Linked DNA regions of Homo sapiens: region 1 is linked to region 2. Evidence: read pairs that join two places in POLR2A ChIA-PET (ENCODE). Cell type or tissue: IMR-90. All regions are shown on one strand. Each heading gives the region's core, and the rest is flanking DNA. Links, peaks and the distances in the headings are about the cores only. Region 1 overlaps FRMD4A (FERM domain containing 4A). Region 2 overlaps FRMD4A (FERM domain containing 4A).

Region 1 (2,918 bases), core at 138-2,637, 92 kb before region 2:
TGCCAGTGGTTTGTTGATCTAGACTAGACAACGTACCTAAAAGGTAATTGGGAAAAAAATTCTAGGATGAGAAATGAATATTTTGAAAGTAAAATATGCATCTCAAACATGTAGCAAATGATAATTTATCTTTGAAAAAAAGCAATAGGTGTGTAACTCAAACTTCAGATTGACCCTAAATGAATTTTATGGGAGGATGAATTCAGTATAAAGATAGCCCAAATCCCCTCGGCTTTCTTGTCCCTATGGGTTTGGGAAGCTAGCATTTGGGGACTATCACCTCCTTCAACCAAGCCTGGACTTTCCTAATCATTTCTCTCCAGTTCTACTCATTGGAGGAACCAGAAAACACACACATCTATGCCTGTGTCCCTGGAAGGCCTGGGTGGGAATTAATGAATGGTTTTACTTGCATGTAACTATATATTACTTCCTGACCAGAGCTCTCTTTTTATTTCTGAGTGAGTTTTGTTATTTCAAACAAAATCTTGTCCACTGACGCAGACACGCAAACTGAATTTGGCTCCAAGAGAAACCGACACAACCAGTGAGCGTTAAGATTGTAGGCCAGGTGTTGTGGCTCACGCTTGTAATCCCAGCACTTTGTGAGGCCAAGATGGGTGGATCACCTGAGGTCAGGAGTTTGAGACCAGCCTGACCAACATGGTGAAACCCCATCTCTACTAAAAATACAAAATTAGCCGGGCAGGGTGGCCCCTGCCTGTAATCCCAGCTACTTGGGAGGCTGAGGCTGGAGAATCTCTTGAACCCAGGAGGCGGAGGTTGTGGTGAGCAGAGATCGCGCCATTGCATTCCAGCCTGGGCAACAAGTGTGAATCTCCATCTCGAAAAAAAAAAAAAGATTATAAATTCACACAGTAGATAGGAAGGGAGGCCTTTGGTTTCAAAACTGGCTGCAGCATGCGTTGACTTTTGTCTTGCTTGACTCATGTTGCCTTTTCCTTGAAATTTCTTGAATTGAAGCAGTAACAAAATAGCCATGGAGCCTGGTATTATTTTGTTGTGTTTGTCAACATGACCTAATCCTATAACCCCAGCTCTAGGGTAAAGACGATGTGTGAAGATACTATATTCAGCTTATGCTGAATGGGGGGGAAGTCTCTCTTTTATTGCTTTTCTTGAATGAATCATGTTCCTGTATTTATTGGAATTTGAGTAGTCAGGTGACTGTGTGTTCTCTGTTTGTGTTGCCACAACCAAGAGGCAAATAATTAAGAGCCTAGGAACTATATTGACAATATTACATTACATAACATCCGCTGACCCATAAGCAAAATGCCTTCAATTGCAAAACCCTTTGAGGCCTCATTCCTAAGCCTGAGTGAAGAAGACTAGCATTTTTCTCATGTGTTGCTCAGCTGTGACAAGCCAGAAGAGATACAGAACATTGCCACTGACTCAGGCTTCAAGGTTTTGTGAGAAAAACATAGCCTGCCAGACCTCGCAAGGCTAAAGAGAGCCACAAAAGACTCACTTGTTAATTGGGGAGATGCCAGGAACAAGAATTTTTCCAAATATCTCACCAGCAATACCTTTTATTTATTTATTTTTCAAATTTATGAATGACAGAGAACAAGAACTATAACACAAGCTCGTTTCTCTCCCTAGAAGAAACAAAGAAGCAGCAAAGAGCTTGGATGTGAAATGCCTGACTATTTGCACATGAAAGAGCCGCGGCAGATGGTGAGAGGTCTCCATAGGCTGAAAGATGAGTGTGCAGCAGTTTAGAAAGCCAGTAGCAAACAAGCAACACCATGCACACCACAGAGGCCCAAAGAAGCAGTTAGCTGGGACAGAGGATGCGACTGGAGAAATACTGGGGCCAAAACTTAAAATATTTTTTCAGTTACAGAGGGTGGAGGGGGGAAGTGAGGATGTTTAATGGGTACAAAAAAATATAGTTAGAAAGAATGAATTAGACCTACTTATTCAGAGGTCCAAGGAAGTCATTCGCTGGGACAGAGGCTGCAACTAAAGAAATACTGGGGGAAAAAACTTTAAATTTTTTTTTCAATCACGGGGGGTTGGGGAGAGGTGGGGATGTTTAATCAACACAAAAACATAGTTATAAAGAATGAATAAGATCAGGTCCGGTGGCTCACGCCTGTAATCCCAGCACTTTAGGAGGCTGAGGCGGGCATATCACTTGAGGTCAGGAGTTCAAGACCAGCCTGGCCAACATGGAGAAACCCTATCTCTACTAAAAATACAAAAACCAGCCAGGTGTGGTGGCACGTGCCTGTAATCCCAGCTACTCAGGAGGCTGAGGCAGAAGAATTGCTTGAACATGGGAGGTGGAGGTTGCAGTAAGTCAAGATTGTGTCATTGCACTCCAGCCTGGGCGACAGAGTGAGACTACATCTCTAAAAAAGAATGACGTGAACCCAGGAGGCGGAGCTTGCAGTGAGCCGAGATCGCGCCACTGCACTCTGGCCTGGGCGAAAGAGCGAGACTCCGTCTCAAAAAAAAAAGAGAGAGAATTAATAAGACCCACTATTATTTGATAGCACAACGGGGTGACAATAGTCAATGATAATTTCATTGTACATGTTAAAATAACGAAAAGACTATAATTGCATTGTTTATAACACTAAAGATAAATGCTTGAGGGGTTGGACACCCCATTCTCCATGATGTGATCATTACACATTGCATGCCTGTATCAAAACGTCTCATGTACCCCGTAAATATATACACCTACTATGGACCCACGAAAATAAAAAGTTGAAACAATTTTCAATTACATAAAAGAAATAAAGTTGGTGTTTTAAAACTGAAAAGAGCAAATATCTGTAACCTGAGGGCAGGCATAATGTACAGTTTTTAACCTTTCAGTTGTTCAGAATCCTTGTGAGAAAATAAATCTAGTGATCGTATAGTTTGTGCTATGTGCAATT
Region 2 (2,918 bases), core at 221-2,720:
ACAGCAAAAACCGCCATTGCTTTTGCACCAACTTAATATAATTGGGGGTGGGGGAGACTTAAAAGGAAAATCATTAAAAATTATACAAACTTACACTTTGGGAGGCCAAGACAGGCAGATCACCTGAGGTCAGGAGTTCGAGACCAGCTTGGCCAACATGGTGAAACCCTGTCTCTACTAAAAATACAAAAAAAATTAGCCAGGTACGATGGCGGGCACCTGTAATCCCAGCTACTGAGGAGGCTGAGGCAGGAGAATCGCTTGAACCCGGGAGGTCGGGAGTTCGAGAGGTCGCAGTGAGCCAAGATGGCACCACTGCACTCCAATCTGGGCAACAAGAGTGAAACTCTGTCTCAAAAAAAAAAGTTATACAAACTTACATGTGAAAGGAAAAATCACAAGTTACAAATGTAGGAAAGCCAACAACTATTAGAAACATCACAAAATTCAGAAAAGGAATGTGTGTTTATTAATTAACCTGCCAACATCCCTATTATCCTCTTCTTCCTACCTATTTTGGTTGCCTGGTCTTTGATCTCTTCTTCACAAGATAATGATTTTATAACATTTTCTACAGAGAGAGAAGAGAAAGCTAAGTCTGTCTTTCGCATGGTATGGCTGATCAAAACTTGTCCTTTCATTACTGAAAGAAAGAAAGGTTTATTTCCAATTCATAACTTGTCATTGGAAATACTGTGCAGATTTTTAGAATTATTGAAGAATTTGGGAAGACTTCTTACAGGTTTCTTTTTTATATGATCTATTGCAGAACATGCTGTTGAGAGTAAGATTACAGATATGTGCCTTCTAAACACAGGGATTGCAGGAAAATCCAATTATATTCTAGTTCCTTCAATAAAGAAAACATTATATGGTGCTTTTGTAATTGTGTGTCCTATATATGAAATATACTCCTGACAGTGGGAACACTGCCACCTGTGTCCAGGAGGTATGAGAATGGAACTCTCTACTTATTATCTTATCAGTCTGAGGATTGGGAGATTCCTCCACAGATGGGTTTCTGGCTGTTGGCATTTTAAACCTTCTTTCTCTTCTGCTAGCCACATACCTTCACAGCCTGGTGCCATAAGATGCAGCCATATCTTGATAAGATCTCTAGTCCTTCATGAACAAGGTGGGCGAGTCGGCATTTAAGGGTGAGGGTTCTTGCTGGAAGCCATTTCTAGGCTGGTGCAGCTCACCGTAACTTGATTACAGATGGCAATGTCTGTGGACCTCAAATATATTCCTCTCTCCCAAACTGAATATATCCTGACCATTCTTCTCCTTAGCTGAATTCAAAAAAAAAAAAAAAATGCCCAGTGGTCATTCCAATGTTACCTGAGCAAAAGAGGAAATTTAACAGAGGGGAAATCAACATAGGAAGAGGCATTAGTTGGCCAGGCGCAGTGGCTCACGCCTGTAATCCCAGCACTTTGGGAGGCAGAGGCGGGCAGGTCATGAGGTCAAGAGATCGAGACCATCCTGGCCAACATGGTGAAACCCCATCTCTACTAAAAATACAAAAATCAGCTGGCTGTGATGGGCACCTGTAGGCCCAGCTACCCAGGAGGCTGAGGCAGGAGAATCGCTTGAACCCAGGAGGTGGAGGTTGCAGGGAGGCAGAGGTTGCAGTGAGCTGAGATCGCGCCATTGCACTCCAGCCTGGTGACAGAGCGAAACTCTGTCTCAAAAAAAAAAAAAAAACAAAAGAAGAGGCATTAGTTGTAACTGATGACAATTAAAATATCTCACTTTTGTAAGCAATGAATGCATGAATATCTTGCTAGGAATCATCCCAGAGACTTGGAAGATCCCATGAAGTGAGGAACCCTGAAGTTTAAGCTTCATTGGTTTCATGACAAATCGACCTCTGTCCTCTCTATTGCCTCCCCACCCACCCCCACCCTGCCTCCAGCTCCACGCCACTCCTGGCTGTGCAGTAAAACTATAGGAAAAATAAAATAAATAAGACCAACAATCTGAATTACTGACTTACCATAAATTGCTTCTGGCCCCAAAGTTGTAAAACACATATGTATGGCATATGTAAACCTGTTTTAAATTTTTCTTTTTAAGTTAGATGTTGTTCGTTTGTTAGTGGGGAGGGGGATTGTGTTTGGTTTGGTTTTTGTTTGTTTGTTTGTTTGATGTTTTTTGTTTTGGTTTTCTTTGGTCTATTTGTAGAAACCGCGTCCGTCATCAGAGTCATCAGAGTTGTGGACTTTGTTTCTGTTTTTTTTTTTTTTCTAATGCCTGTTGACAAAGCACCAACAAGATAACACACCTGGTCCTCTCCTCTCTGGTTCTGGGTTGGCTGTGTTGAGGGTCACAGGGCACATCCCACCTTCCTCCAAGCATGAATGCCCTTGAATGTTTCATGGTTTTATAATGATCAGTGGTTCACCCATCACTGCTGCTTCTAGAAAGGAAATATGGACCAGTGGCTAGAATGAACATCCATGTGTTAGGAATTTGAGGAGAGTCCTTTTCCTAACCTGCAAAGCAGTCCTAACCTAATGCTCTAACACTGGCTGTCTGGAGACCACAGAGCCAGGCCTGCAATGACCTATAGATACTGAATTTCTCACACACTCTATAAGAAAACATGTGAGCTAATATATAAGAACACCTACCAACCTAGAATAGGGTTTGTAATTACGTAGAACGCTTTGTGTGTTTTCTTCTTTATAGAAAATATGCTTTTGAAACAGAACTTCTAGAATAATCATTTTGAAAATGCATCTCTATCAGCTGTCCACATGATTAGTTATAGTGACATCAATGATCCATTCTCCTAATAAAGGACAATTCCTCTAAAATGAGATTGGGTTTTCAATGATTCGTTTTTATCTTCACAAACAGCTCATACAACCAGTCTTGGACTGATGGATTCTACCATGACCCAACCAAACGTT

What was found. Peaks named below come from ENCODE experiments on the same cell type or tissue, not always from the same donor. Only the 100,000 strongest peaks of a DNase experiment are listed, where the experiment ranks them.
Region 1: POLR2A ChIA-PET joins it to region 2 with 7 read pairs; 2 of 35 experiments call an interaction of 5 or more read pairs at or near these places.

The regions. Positions count from the first base shown.
Region 1 is chr10:14,055,517-14,058,434 of GRCh38, reverse strand. All of the region lies in intron 2 of FRMD4A (FERM domain containing 4A), which reads left to right. Among named protein-coding and RNA genes, the nearest start is that of FRMD4A-AS3, 17 kb to the left of the region's middle. In IMR-90, for the core only: no CTCF peak of the experiment used is centred there; a DNase peak (open chromatin) is centred at 1,354; H3K27ac peaks cover 477 bases.
Region 2 is chr10:13,963,464-13,966,381 of GRCh38, reverse strand. The region is part of intron 2 of FRMD4A (FERM domain containing 4A); the gene reads left to right. Among named protein-coding and RNA genes, the nearest start is that of FRMD4A-AS2, 27 kb to the left of the region's middle. In IMR-90, for the core only: no CTCF peak of the experiment used is centred there; no DNase peak of the experiment used is centred there.